Regions from separate parts of the Mus musculus genome. Here region 1 is linked to region 2. Evidence: chromatin contacts called from ENCODE Hi-C data. All regions are on one chromosome and are shown on one strand. The core of a region is the stretch at or near the end of the contact, and the rest is flanking DNA. Distances in the headings are between cores, read along the strand shown. Region 1 holds the start of Mreg (melanoregulin). Region 2 holds the start of Bard1 (BRCA1 associated RING domain 1).

Evidence for each region. Hi-C counts contacts between places; a loop is a spot of excess contacts on that map.
Region 1: a loop to region 2 is called in a map of T-helper 17 cell, with 3 times the contacts of the local background. The contact joins the promoter of Mreg here to the promoter of Bard1 in region 2. A Hi-C loop is called at or near these places in 2 of 37 maps with a recorded cell type or tissue (T-helper 17 cell and v-Abl transformed pro-B cells).

What each region holds. Positions count from the first base shown.
Region 1 is chr1:72,208,063-72,215,666 of GRCm38, forward strand. It overlaps Mreg (melanoregulin), which reads right to left and starts at 4,245. Exons shown (of 5, transcript NM_001005423.2): 1 at 3,955-4,245. The coding sequence starts at 4,049.
Region 2 is chr1:71,100,082-71,107,725 of GRCm38, forward strand. It overlaps Bard1 (BRCA1 associated RING domain 1), which reads right to left and starts at 2,891. Exons shown (of 11, transcript NM_007525.3): 1 at 2,587-2,891. The coding sequence starts at 2,726.

The DNA.
Region 1 (7,604 bases), core at 2,995-5,494, 1.1 Mb after region 2:
TGGGAGGCAGAGGCAGGCAGATTTCTGAGTTCGAGGCCACAGAGTGAGTTCCAGGGCAGCAAGGGCTACACAGAGAAAACCTGTCTCGAAAAAAAAAAGAAAAAGAAAAAAATTCATAAGGGAAAGAAAAACGATGACACGAGGAACTAAAGTTCTCAGTAGCGATGTGAACCATCTGGTCACAGGACCTCATCAGTAAATGTTTCACCTAGGCTCTTTAGAAACAGAACAGCAGGTCCCATGACCCAGTAATTCCACTCTGAGAGCTTTACCCAAGGGAGCTGAAACTATGTCTACACAGAAACCTACACACGAATGTTCACACACTCTTCATAACAGGAAAAAGCAGAAACAATCCAGATGCCCACCAACAGGGGGACAGATAAACACAGAATGATGCAAAGAAATAATATCCAGCCATAAAAAGGAATGGAGAGTATTGATACAAGCCCCAATACAATAAAGCTTGAAGCCATCATGATAAGTATAGAAAGCCACACACAAAAGGCCAATTATGATCACTTACAAAAAAATACCCAAAATAGGCAAATCAATAATGCCAAAGACGTAGATTACTGGTTGCTTGGTAACCATAACTAGCGGTGAGAAGAATAAGAAAAGTGATGGTTAGCAGGGTGCTCGTTTTGTTTTTGTTTTGGTTTTTTGAGAGGGGTTAAAAATACACTGGAATTAAACAGTACCAAATAGCCAGCTGAAAAGATGGCTCAGAGGGTAACGTTGCTTGCTGCCAAGCCTGAAGACCTGTGGGTTCAGTCTCTGGGACTCACATGGTAATAGAAGAGAACCGGCTCTCACAAGTGGTCCTCTCTTCTGACCTCCACACATAAGCCAAGGATGGCTCAAGATGCCGACAGCCACATGATTTTGTGCATATACTAGAGTTTGAATCCTCAGCACCCACATAAATGCCAAGTGGGCATGGTCATCCACCTGTAATTCCAGCTCATGAGGCAGAAACAGGGCGATCTCCTGAGCAAAGGGGCTAGCTAGCGAGCTCAGAATTCAAGTGAGAGGCCTTGCTTCAACATATAGGGAAGAAAGCAGTCAAGAAGACACGTGATAGCAACCCCAGGCCTCTAGATGCACATATGCCTGCACACACACACACACACACACACGTACCCATTCACATGTGACCATGCATATAAACATGCAAACATATCAATATCACACACATAAATATGCAATAATAAAATACTAAAACAATGAATTCAAACCAGATCTTCTGATAACTTGGGTAGAAAAGAACAAGTGAGTACCCACAGACACATGTATACCACTATCTCAAGCCCATTAGTAAGCTGGCCTTCCGAAATAATTATCATCAAGATGGCGCCAGGATAACACTAAACCACATGACACAAGCCCACTCACACTCACATGCTCAGAAGCATAACATGAAAATTAGTACTAATTACAATTTATGGAGTATTTGCCGTGTTGTCAGACACTCTATTAAGCACTTGGCATGTATGACCTCCCTTCCTTTCTCCCCGAGAGCCTCTGCAGGATGCATAGGCATCATCACCCTTCACAAAGACACGAGGAAGCTGTGGAAGACACAAATAACCTTAATAACTCACGGCCAGCCACCCACTCACCTGACTCCTCCCAGGTAGCCCGGCTCATCAACGCTTCGCTATGCTGCTCCAACTGATGATACCTTCCTATTGTTGTTGTTGTTGTTGTTGTTTGGGGTTTTTTGTTATTGTTTTTTGAGACAGGGTTTCTCTGTGTAGCCTTGGCAATCCTGGAACATTTTCTGTAGACCAGGCTGGCCTCCAACTAATAGAGATCTGCCTGCTGGGATTAAAAGCGTACGCCACCACAACTGCCCTGGCACCTTCCTAACTTTTTTTTTTTGGACTTATTTATTTTATGTATGAGTACACTGTCGCTATCTTCAGACACACCAGAAGAGGGCATCAGATTCCATTACAGATGGTTGTGAGCCACCATGTGGTTGCTGGGAATTGAACTCAGGACCTCTGGACGAGCAACCAGTGCTCTTAATCACTGAGCCACTCCAGCCCCACCTTCGTAAATTTTAAACATTTCTTTTCAGATAGGGTGTTGTGTTTAGATTTCTTTGGCCAAGGCAGCTTTGAACACCTGACTCTCCTGCCTCCCAGCCTAGGAGCTATGATCATGACCCTGTTCCACCATGCCTAGCTAACTTCATCTTCTTTTAAAAAAAGAAAGAAAGTCACAAAATTCAGACTGTCATCCACTGAGCATAAAGCAAGACAGGAGAAGGTCTCAATTTCAAAATAAAAAGCACCTGAAGTCCAGCAATTCTAAAAGAATAAAAAAAAAAAAAAGCACTAGAAAAAAAACAAAAACAAAAAACAAAAAAAATGGCTGAAAGTAAATTGAAGGCTGTATTTCATAAGAACCTAGAGTCTAAAGTCCTGAGATAAAAATCTACACGGTTAGCTTTTGCTGTTTAAATTAAAGATAGGTAATTTAGATTTCTCCAAGCCCAAAGTAATCTCAAAATCTAAGTGAGAGGGCTATTAGCAAAAACAACCAAACATAGTATGGTAGCCGGGAGGGGTGGTGAACGCCTTTAATCAGATCACCCAGGAGGCAAACGGATCTCTGAGTTAGAGGTCAGCCAGGTCTACATAGTAAGACAGAGTGTGTGTGTGTGTGTGTGTGTGTATTTGTGTGTGTGTGTGTGTGTGTGTGTGTGTGTGTGTGTGTGTGTGGTGCCTTGGGTATCTAGATATATTTCATGAAACACCTCACCAGATAACAAGATGATAATTCCAAGTCCTGACTCGCAAAAGGGAGATGAAAAGGGGCCACAAGGCCACTTTAGGAAAGGGTAGAAGGCAAAAGGTCACCATTGGCCAGGAGCTTGGAGGGACTAAGAGTAGATTGTTCCTACAGGGGCAAGTACATCCTGCTTAATGCGCTGGAAAATAAGAGCAGACAGGCAGGATGGGTTATGTAACTCTGCAAAGTCAGGGGAAGTGTCTGGACTTGACAGAGTAGGGCAAGGTAAAGCCATGCTTTGCTGCTTCTGCCAGAGTTGTGCAAGCAGGATTGGATTCGTTGCGTGTCCCTTAAGGAAGGGGTCCTGGCTTCTGCGCTTGTTCACCAAGCCTAGAATTCCACCCTACATCCTGTGCCCTAATTTCAATTCTGTTCCCTGGGGCACGACTTGGTGGGACCTCATTCGATAAGGTTAACCTGGCATGGTGGAACTTAATTTCAGCAAACTCACGATAGGGAGGAAGAAAAAAACAAAAAACAAAAAACCAACATTTTAAGGAAAAATAAAAATCACAGTCCTATCTCTTCTCTCTCTAGGAGCCGGCAACCACGCTTGGGTATGTCTTATTTCTGAGTGCCTTTTTCTTCTACCCCTCGTGCTTATACGTATATTAAAGTATCGCTTTAGGGGAAAAAAAAAAAAAGTCAAGCAAAGCTGTGCACAGGGTTCCTTCACAAAGCCTCTTAGCACATTAGCTAATGAGCATTAAATGTCCCCACATTTCAGTTTAAACCCCCGAACAGTCAATTGGCTGTCACTGGTACAGCACGCATAGTTTTATCACGAGAAAGATTTCCTCAGTCACTGAAATCGACTTCTTTCGGTCATGACATTGGAAGAGATAGCCAAACTTTTTTTTTTCATCTCAGTGCCAAGGAAACCCACGCTCGTCCGTCTCATCCGATGAGACCCCCTCTGGAAACTTCTCTTCCCGGCCCTTTCCCCTGCAGCAGTCAGTGGCGTTTCCCAGGGGCATCCGCTGCCTCCGAGGAGCCACACAAAATCTGAACCAAGGATCCGGAGCTTAAATCGTCTTGTGCGAGACCGGGGCCGAGGGGGGCCGGGTGGCACCGCGGTGTGACCTCACAGCACCCCTTCCCCGGTTCAGACGACACCCGGGTCCCCACCCCGCGAGGCGGCCCGATACGCACCTGACCAGCGGCTCCTTCTCGGGCCGCGCGGGCTCCTCCAGGCACCGGCACGGGCAGCAGCAGCAGGCGCTCCGTAGCCAGCGGCGCAGCCCCATGGGGAGCGAGGCCCGGCGCCGGGATCCCGGAGCCGGGCGCGCGATGGCGGCGGGGACGCGGGGACGGGGACAGGGACGGCCGCGGCGTCACGGGCCGGGCCGTGCGCATCACGCCGCGGCCGGCCGTGGGGACGCGAGCTGCGCGTTTGCCGCGGGAGCTTTTCCCTCTCTCTTTTAATTCCCCGGGTGCCGCCCGAGCGCATGCGTCCTGCGACGCCCACGGCTGCCCTCTAGGGAGCGAGCGCGCTCCAGGCGCCCCGCAGAACCCCGGAGGTGACCGCTGAGCAGCAGGGGTCTGCTGCGCGTGGCCGAACCCAACTGTCCTTTTAATTGGCTTCTCTGCAAAGGAAATGGTCTCCCACAATACACGCTTTGTAAAAGTTTTTTTATTTTTTCAAACTTCCAGCCCTTGAACACTCTTAGGGGAAAAAAAAAAAGCAACCGCTTGTGAGTTCTACAACTGTTATATTACAAGAGATTTATTTTTGTAAATTACAATGTGAGTGCTGGGAACAGAATCCTGTCTTGTGTAGCGCCATCTACCTCACCAGCCCCCAGAAATCCCACTTTTGTTTTTTTATGTCCAAGCAGCAGATTACCGCACCAAATGTTTGTGGTTTTGTTTTGTTTGGGGTTTTGTTTGTTTGTTTGTTTTTATCTTTTGAAATTAAAACATTGCATTGCCCCACCCACCCTCACCATTCCCTTTCTCCCTCCAACCCTTCCCATGCACACATTTTTGTGCCTGGCTCTTTTCACTGATGTCATGCAGACTGTATGTGTATCTTTCTGTCTTCCTAACGCAGACCTAATCTTACCGATGCCAGTGTTATTTAACCAGACCGTGAACATAATGGTGAACATGTTAACCAATCCCAGCCTTTTGTACTGAGGGCTGCAGTGCACATCCTTGAACTGCTGCACTTGGGAGCTTCTACACCAACTGAATAAAGATGTGGCAGTCGACTTGCTGTGTCATAAGATGCCCCTTTAATTTTTTTTTTAAAAAAGATTTATTTTATACATATGTGAGAACACTGTAGCTGTGTTCAGACACACCAGAAAAGGGCATTGGATCCCATAACAGATGGTTGTGAGCCACCATGTGGTTGCTGGGAATTGAAATGAGGACCTCTGGAAAAGCAGTCATTGCTCTTAACCACTGAGCCATCTTTCCAGTCCACCCCTTTAATTTTAATGAATCCTGCCAAATTGCTTTCCAGTGTGCAATTCAAATTTAGACTCTGGCATACAAACCCTATACTCAATATAAAATACAAGGTGTGATCGCCCAGGGAGTGTCACTATCAGAAAGTGTGGCCCTGTTGGAGTAGGTGTGTCACTGTGGATGTGGGCTTTAAGACCCTCATCCTAGCTGTCTGGAAGCCAGTATTCTGCTAGCAGCCTTCAGATGAAGATGTAGAACTCTCAGCTCCTCCTGCACCATGCCTGCCTGGATAATAAACTGACCCTCTGAACCTGTAAGCCAGCCCCAATTAAATGTTGTCCTTAGAAGAGTTGCCTTGGTCATGGTGTCTGTTCACATCAGTAAAACCCTAAAGCAGAAGGTGTTTTGCTTCTTTGTCTTGCCTTTGCCAGTCTGATTTACTTGAGAAGTATTTAAGCTATGTGTGAGGCATGTTTTAGGATGGGGATACAGCAGTAAACAAGACCAGCAAAAAGTGAACATTCTGGTGAGGGGTGGTTAGACAAGGAAATAAGCACTTTCCAAGTATGTTAACTTTAAGTTAGTTAGACTAGACTAGTTAGTTAGACTTTAAGTTAGTTAGACTAGAGAACAAATAAGGCAAGAAAAGGGATGAGTGCCATGGTGAGGTGTGCGTGCCTAGAGGTCAAACCCAGGGTCCTGCTCACACCAAACTCAAGCCCTGAGTTACAGGCCCAGGCCCCAGTGTTTTATTTTGAAAAGGTCTCATATAGGCCAGGATGACTTCAAACCCCCTATATAGCTGAACATGACCTTGAACTTCTGACTCTCCTGCCTGCATCTCCCAAGGGCTAAGATTACAGGTATGTGCTGCCACGCCCAGCTTATGCAGTGCTAGGGGCTTTGTTCCTGTTAGTCCCTTGACTTCCCAGCTCACCCACCCACTGTGTCTCTTTAATGAGTGGATCAAGTTAGCATTCAGCCTTAACAAAGATTAGCGTGTTCGGTTTCTGCCTACTTTTAAATTAAGATGTTCTGATTTTTATTTTAAAAAGTAACAGTTGAAGATCCCTTTTAAAACTCACTTATTACGTCTATTTATTTGGCAGGGCTGGGGCAGCTATGAGTGCCCTGACACACAGGTGGGGTTCAGATTTGGCCATAGTTGGTTCTCTTCATCCACAATGTGGGTCCCAGGGATCCAACTGAGGCTTGTCTGGCTTGCCTTTCGCTGAGCCACTGAGCCTGACCTGTTTGTTGGCTCTTTAAGGCTCATCACCTCAGTGTCTGTCACAGTGTTGTCTTCCTGGGAGTTGGCTCCTGCTGCTTCTCCTCCACCTTCGGCTTTGTGGCTGAGCACATTTCCCCTTTCAGACATCCCTCGCAGGGAAGCTCTGAGCTTCCCCTTTGAGAGTTAGGCCCCACTGCTCCTCTGCCTGCCTTAACCAGTATCGCCTACCGCACATGGTAGCATCTGACATTTACCGAGAGTCCCTGGGCACCTGATGTCGGTGGAGTTGGCAGTCCCCTTGGGGCAACTGGTGACTTACAGTGCCATCAGCTGCTTGTTTTCAGAGCAGAACTAGGAAAGGGGCCAGCCTCTATTTTTAGACTTCTCTGTATCAAGGAAAACCCTGAGTCTGTCTGGGTCTATTTTGAAAACAATTAGTGTAGTTTGGAGTCTTTCCTCACACACCCCAGCCTTTAGGAATTTACTGACAATTACTGAGAGCCGGAGAGGGGGGAAGGGCATGTGCAGAAGGGAAAATGAGAAAAATCCAAATATTTAAATCCCAAGGCTACATCATTAGTGGGTTCCACCAAAACTCTTTAGTGTTTGCCTGGGAAGCTCTGCTGAACTTCCATAGCTCCACTTAGGAGCTGTACCTTTCCCTGAGAGATGTGGTAAGGCACAGTGGAGAACCACCATGGCTCAGAGAAATCACAGCAAGAAGTCCCATGAGGGTCAAGGAAACGGCTCAGTGGATAAAGGTGCTTGTGCCAATTCTGACAACCTGAGTTTATCTCCAGAACACACATGGTAGGAGGGAGTGACTTCCACATGCACATCATGACGTAATGTGAGTGTGTGAGTGTGTGTGTGTGTGCGTGTATGTGTGTGTGTGTGTGTACAGAGAGAGAGAGAGCATGCTAGAGAAATGGCTTAGCAATTAGAAGCACACACTGGTTTTTACAGATGACCCATGTTCAGCTCCCAGTATACACATCAGGCCACTCACAACTGCCTCTTCCAGCTCCAAGGGAATTCGAGACCACTGGCCTCTATGTAAATGTACTCACTTGGACACTCAAATACATACATAAATTTTAAAAGGCCAGGCCTAGCCGTGTGTGTGTGTGTGTGTTTGTGTGTGTGTGTGTTTGTG
Region 2 (7,644 bases), core at 1,641-4,140:
AGACAGGTGACAGCTGGGAACAGCAGAGAGATGACAGCTGCAAGCTGAATGTGAGGGTAATCGGGGTAATCAGCAGCCTAGTGGGGAGAGCTCTGAAGCTCGGGGACAGGAGCACACCATTCAAATAACATGCCACTCTGGGTGATGATGAGCAAAGCAGCAGCAGACTGTCCAGGGTTGCTCTCCTCTAGCAAGCAGGAAGGGAGAGGCAGAAAGAGCTTGAGAGACAGCAAAGCCAGGAAGAAAAGCATTTCCCATATGACCTAAACCATTTCCTGTGAGCTGTAAACCAGTATAACCAAAGGGTCTTTAAACTTAAGTTTGCTTCCTTAAAACTGAGTCTGAGGCTGGACATGGTGCCATACATCTGTAATCCTAGTGCTAAGGACACTACAGCAGAAGGTCACTTAATTTAAAGATAAGATGGGCACAAAATATGTTCCAGGCTAACCCAGGCTATGGAGCAATCTGTTGTATCAACAGAAAAATAAAAGAAAGAAGGAAAAAAGTTTGAAAAGTTGTTGCCTCTGGTCCAAATCAAGCCAAAACAGCCTGCTTTCCCACAGCCCTTTGAACAAAGAACATTTTTATACTTTCTGTTTGCTTTGGTTTGGTTTGGTTTTCGAGACTGGGTCTCACGATGTAGTCCTGCAAGCCAGGAACTCAATGTAGACCAGGCCGGCTAAAAACTCAAAGGCAACTGATTGTAACAGCCTCCAGAAAGCTGAGTGTAAGGGCATGAACCACCCACTCCCAGCCTTTTAACCCTTTTAAAGAAAGTAGAGATGATTTGTGACTGAAAAACCTAAGTAATATTTATTGACACTTCACAGGGAAAAATTAATTCAAAGTCCTATATGAGCTTATATCCTCTAGTAGTTAAAATAAACTCATTTAGCAGAGTTTAATAAACTGAAAAAAAGAAAAACAAGACCACAGGAACCTCATATTCTCTGGACAACTGGATGTGGCATAGTACAGCCTGAGCCTAATTACTATTATCTTCAGGCCCTTGACTCTTACGGTAAGCTAGCTCGCTTAGTTTAAAAGAGCTGGCAGTTGGTAAAAAGGGAAACTGGTTGTTTAATTTTAGGACAACCTACAGATTATTCATATTACTTTATCTAGTTAGTCTCTTCCAAATGGCTCAGCAAGCAGACTAAATCATTTTCTCATCACATCTTTTTGTGTCCATTTTGGATAGTCACCACAGGAAACAACTTACATGTATTTAATTTTTTCTTGGGATCCCTGAGGCAGGGTTACAGAAACATTGGGAAGGAAGCTTTGCTCACGAATGGGCTCTCCATACTCGGAACACTGTTTGGTATGTATTCATTACATGTTTATTATCAAATCTCAATATTAGCAAATTAATATGTGAATGAGCAAACCATTATTACTGAGGTACAGAGAAGACCAAAGATGTGGCTGGAACCTGAACTCATGTGGTCTGACACATTCTAAGTGGAAGAATATGTGTTTCCATCTGAGTTTAACTGTGGTTCAACTATTTAAAGCAGTGGTTGGGTCTCAACCTTCCCTGATGCTACAACCCCTTCAATATAGTTCCAAACGTTGTGGTGACCCTAAACCATACCATTCTTTTCTTTGCTACTTCATAACTGTAATTTTGCTACTAAGCTGGGTCTCCGTTCCTAAGACCTAAATGTGTGTCCCAGTGGTCGCGACCCACAGATTGAGATCCAACATGTGCGTCATCACTGGCCTGCTACTGCAACTAGAAGTTGAGTTTCCGATGTATGTCTACACCCAGGATGATCCGTATGCTTTAGGAAAACACAAGCAGAACTCAGAACGTGTTCATGTTAACAGAATCGCCACTCTCCTAAGAAATACAATGCCATTCTTTCAAATACTAAGAGTTTGTAAAAAAAAAAAAAAAAAAAAAAAAAAAAGAATAATTTAACGTAAGTGCAAAGTTTGTTGCCAGTTAACTTTAAAAAAAAAAAAAAAAGTTGCAGTTAACACTGTATTTGTAGTAAAGACTGAAGGCTTAACATTCGCTACTGCCAAAGAGAAAAAAGGGGAAAGAAGTATATTTCTTGGTAGTATTCGATAAACAGCCTCAGGTAAGAAAGTACCACTTAGGAGTGCATTTCAGACTGAATAAAATCCAAGAGAGGGCATGTTGGAGGATCAGTGGTACAGGGCCATAATCTAACTAAGTTAAAATTGCGATGCTCAACAAACTGCCATCGCCAAACTACCGGTCACCAGGTCCCTAGCCTCCCATTCCCCACGCCGAGCCTGCTACTAGAGAAAGGACCAAAAGGTCAGCCTCACAGGGGCTGTTGTGCCCCGCACGCAACCACGGGACCACGCTCCCAGAGGACCGAACTCCAGGACCCCAGCAGCACTAGCTCGGCTCAGCTCCGAGCGTCACCTTCGGGGAGTGACCAACGAGCTGCGCTTTGAGCCACGCCCCGAAGGCAGTTCTCCCGCGAAAATTCGAAAAGTGCCGTTTGAGTCATCTTCGTTGCAGGTGGCTGGGAAGCCACTCAGAAAACTCAGGAGTGGGACACGGAGGGACAGACGACACTAGGTCGCCAGGCCGGTCCTTACCAGCGGGAGCAGCGCAGCAGCTTCTCCAGGCGGGCAAGCGCCGCGCGGCTGTGGGCCCAAAGCCCGTCGGTAGCCGGCTCCATGGCGGGCACGGGAGCAGGCTGGTTCCCAGAGCAGACCCTCGGCGGCCGGCGTGGCATTCCCACAGAGGAGGGGAGGTCAGGTTTGCTCTAGCGCCGCACCCCGCTGGTCACCGCCGGATCCTGCTGCGTGCGGAGTCTCTGAATTGGTCGGACGCCTCCGGCTCGGAGGCTGAAACGCGGTAAAACTCAGAGATGGAAGGACCCGGCTTTAGGCCACGCCCTCAAGGCCTGAGGGCGGGGCTTTAGTAATGCGGTCCAAGTTCCGGAAATGGAGAGGCGAGGCTTGAGAGGCCACGCCCTCAGGAGGTGTAGGGCGGACCGCGGAAACCAAAGTGCCAAGGCGCGGGGTTGAGGAGGCGTGGGGAGAAGTCACCTAGGCCTGTGGCCCTAGGAGGCGGGGTATAGCGCGCTCAAACTTCCTGAGCGGGAAACTGAGCGGCGGGGCCTCAGGCCACGCCTTCAAAGAGGCGGGGCTCCCCATGGGTTTCATTCCCACCCCCTCTCAGTTTACTGAAACTGTGCTTACCTAGAAGTTGGATTCTAACCCTCCCATAGCCTCAGGAGCTTGCCGCTGAAGCCATCTACAAAGAGTGGCATTCAAGCTACTGTTGAACTTGGACAAGCTTTTCCCATGACAATAAAAGTACTACCCTTTATATAAGAAAGTTCTCTTTTTCTCCTTGCTGTAGGATATAAGAATCCGCTAAATACTAAGTTTCAATTTCACTTTTTAACTAGCTGTAAATATCCGACCAAGGGCATCTCTTAGAAGTTCTGGTGTGCTTTTAAAATATGATAAACTGCATAAAACGTTTTTGTTTGCTAGAGGGTCTACCCTCCCCGGGGATTTTTTTTTTTTTTTTTTTTTTGAAACGGCGTCTGTTTGCCAACCTAGCTTAAACTGTGAAGCTAAGGGTGACCTTGAACTTCTCAGTTTGCGATCCTCCACCTCTGCGCGATAGGGGATTACAGATATGCACCACCACGCCCAGCTTACATGGTGCTGAACTGAGTTTAGAGCCTCCTTTATGCTAGAAGTATTCTACCAGCCAAATCCATAGACCCTCCTGCGGATCTGAATATTAACACTGGGCAAGCACAGCCCGCCCTCTCCACAGCTTCCAACCTATGAACACATTCTTGCATATCCCCTTTTATTTCTCTGTCTCTGCTTAACCGCCCCAGCTGCCTCTGTTTACCTTAAAGTTGTTCCTTCTTACTGGAATCCACACATCTGCCTAGATTGCCTCCCATCCTTAGGCCTCACTAAAGATATACAAGACATTACCAAACACAAAATTAGTCTTGGCACTACCCTGATTAAACTCTAAAGGTGGAAAGGCCTGGAAGGTCCTTTAATCCCAGCACTAGAGGCATGGAAATGGGGGGAGGGGGGGGGAAGAGCAGGTGGATCTCTGAGTTCAAAGCCAGCCTAGTCAACAGAGTTCTGAGACAGTCAAGACAAACCCTATCTCAAATAAATAAACAAACAAACAAACAAATAAAACTCTAAAGCTATTTCTTTGATGAGATATGAGGCCTATGCCAACCTGGGAAAGCATGCCATTATTCTCCCGTGGAGCTTTTCTTCATCAAAAGCCTAGGTCCAGCTGCCTCTGGGCTTTTACACAAAGATTCACTTTGGAACCTGGAATTTTCCTCTTAGGCAGTACTCCTTCAGATCTCAGCTCAAACATCAATGCTTGAAAGGTTTTCCTGATCCTGAATGTAGAGTCTCTCAGGTACTTTTAACCTCACAGTTCATAGCATGCACATTTATATGAGCATTTATAGAACCAGGGTGGACATGTAATATAAAGCTCTAAATAGAGCTGAGAGTTTGAGTTCTTGGACTCTTATATATCGCAAGTGCTTCACTTAATTATCTGACTCAAGCCTCCTATGAATACTACAACTTGAGGCTAAATTCAGTGTGGGACTGAACCAATGTGTCTGCCCCTGAAAGAACCTAGTGGGGAAACCCCCACTCAATTTTTGTTCAGCGCGCACCCAAGAATCAAGAAAAGACGACCATCTTGATGTAAAAGCATGAGGTAGTTTAATGACGGAGCTCCGGGCCAACACATATCTCCCGCAGGAGACAGAGGTGTCGACCACATGGTGGAGTCATAATGGCAGAGCTCCGGTTCAAAACGTATCTCACTCAGGAGACAGTGGTTTCGACCCCGACACTTGGAAGCTAGGGGTTTTTATAGAAAAGGGATGGGGCTGGGGGAGGAATTGGCTCGGTTTCACATGATTGGTCCATTTAAACACCAACAGACTGTCAGAAGGGTGGGAGATAGGGAGGCACTAGGACAGTCAGGACATATGACGACGGGCCTACCCGGGCATGTCCTGGCCTATTCTGCTATGTTCTCAGCCCCAGGTTTCAAAGCTCACAAACAACTCTTTGGGCTATTTGACATAAATTACATGAATCACATGTCTCAAGTTTTATTTCCTTTCACCCCAAGTTCATGAATGGAAGCTCTAGCCCCTAATGAGACAGCATTTGGAGGCAGGGACTTATGAAAGCACTTAGGTTTATATGAGATTTTGAGGATGGAACTGATGAACCAGCCTGCCTCCATCTTAGGCTTGAAAGCCATCATCTTACAGTAAAAACAAACCAAGTTCATTCCTGATTATGATTAATATTCCATTTCTCAAGGATTGGGCTATGCCCAACCTGCAACCTTACTTACAAATGGTTCTGTACTGGCTGTTCCAGGAATCAGGAATCATGTTTTTGTTTCAAAAAGTTATAACCACCTTGGAACCCTACCTCTGTTTCACAAGGTTGTTATAACTGACTACCTGTTGTTATGTCTCCTTTATGATCACCTTGCAATCATGTCTTTGTTTCAGGAGGTCATTATGACTGATGTGGTAGGCTTATTTTCTGCCCCTGTAAACTCCACCTACTTTTCTTCCCAAATCTCCCATTTGAAAAGCCCCTACCCCTGAGCTATAAAACCCTTGTCTTCCTCCCCTGTAAGCTGACCTCTCAAGCCCTACCTTAGGGGGAGGGAGCCCATGGAGGGAGTACAAATGCTTGCTTAATTCCTTGCTTGCTTTAACTAGTTTGCCCATGGTGATTTGGGCTCGTAGTCTCTCTCCTCTTATCTCTAGGAACCACAGAAACCACCATAATCATCAGCCGAGGAAGAATTATCTCATGTTCTGTCTTGTAAGAGTGCAAAAAGTGAGCAGCCCCACGGTGAGAACCAACCGTGGCATGCCGATGCTGATCCTGGGTGGCTGCGGTACATTCTTGATGGGTTTTTTTGTCACCAAAACTATAATTTTGTAATAGCAGTCCAGCCGAACAAGATCCTTCCTGAAAAGAAGCATTTAACGTGTGGTGCATCTTGACCCGGGTGTTTTAATTAATCTTTATTTCCAGTAATCTTTTTTTTGGTCTCAACTTAAGTAGTTCTGCTACATCACAAAGGCCCAGCAAGTTTCGATGACTTCACCAGAATCTAGTAGTAAAAGTAGATGAACAAAACAAAAATCTAATCCAACCCCCAACCCCACCTCTATCCCCAAGTGCATGCTGGGTAGGTACTCTACCACCGAGCCACACCCTAACTTCTCCCTTTTGGTCTCATAAAGCATTCTAATGAGACCTTAACACAAGCACACTAACCACATAGTTTTCTAAAACTCAGAGGCACACATGGAGTTAGTTCTTGGTTACAAACTCTGTCAAGTTACTTACTCGTTGCTGAGCCTCCGGATAATCAACGTCTAAGTCACTGGCACTCCAGGATTCATGAAATATAAAGATAATTTCATGAATCAGTCCCATTACAATCTCGTACAAACATGTGACCTAAATCAAATTTTAATTTTTGAGATCGTGTTTGCTGTGTAGCCCAGGCTGATTAGAACCCTTGACCCTCCTCCCTCAGCCTCTTGGGTGCTATGACCATGGAATTCGATCAGATCTTCAGCTCTCTAAACATTAACTTTATCTGGAAAATGGAGATAATAAGTCATATAGATTTTTTTATATTTTCACAAGAGCCTAAGTATGAATTGCCTGTATTGATAAGCATCCAAGAAATAGTAGCATTGAGTCCAGTCACATAATTTCTATAGAACAGGGAACACATTTATCAAATGCTTTTTTAATTATGGCACTACTTAACTGTGATCAGAGTAAATGAACATTTCACATTTTATAAACTACTTTGGGGACCAGATGATTGCAATTGGCCCATTTCTTCTATACTGTAGAAGCCATTGTGACCCAGGTGCAATGGGTTCTCTCTTGGTTTCCTGTTTTCATGGCCCTGATACCTCTCCCAGGGCTCATATTACTTTCGGGGGACCGTTTAAGGGCAGTGATAGTAGACTTAAAAGAATCATCAAGATTGTCCTGTCTTCAACAGCCTGTCCCCTCCCTTCTAGCTCACCCTGCTTCACTCAAGGCACTAGCGCATTACGATTACTGGAAAGCAGCTCCTCACCTCACCCATAAATGAGCTAATTCTTCCAGGTGTGTGTGTGTGTGTGTGTGTGTGTGTGTGTGTGTGTGTGTGTGTAAAACATAGACATCCTTTTTAGGATGAGTTGACCAATAATTGCAAAAATACTAATTTTGGGATAATGGTAGAGCCCTTTACAAAATCTATTCCACCCACAACAATAATGGGGGTAGCAAATGAATACTGAAATTATCCTCTCCGACGGGGAAAATCTGTACAGAAATCCAGTCCATCAACAAGGTTTTACTAACGTGTTAGTTCGCAGCGTTCTTCTGTTTAAAGGGGCTAAGTGGTTTTCTATTTGCTTTCTGAGTTTCTTCCTAAGAACCAACTATTTATACAGAAATTTAGACTTGTTGCTCCATTTCTCTCTGCATGTATTCCCCAACTAAGTAGTACTCCAAAGTTGCTGAGACTCTCAAAACGATTCCTGCTCCCCGAAATGAACACTCTGTTCCTAGGAGGATTCTGAGGCA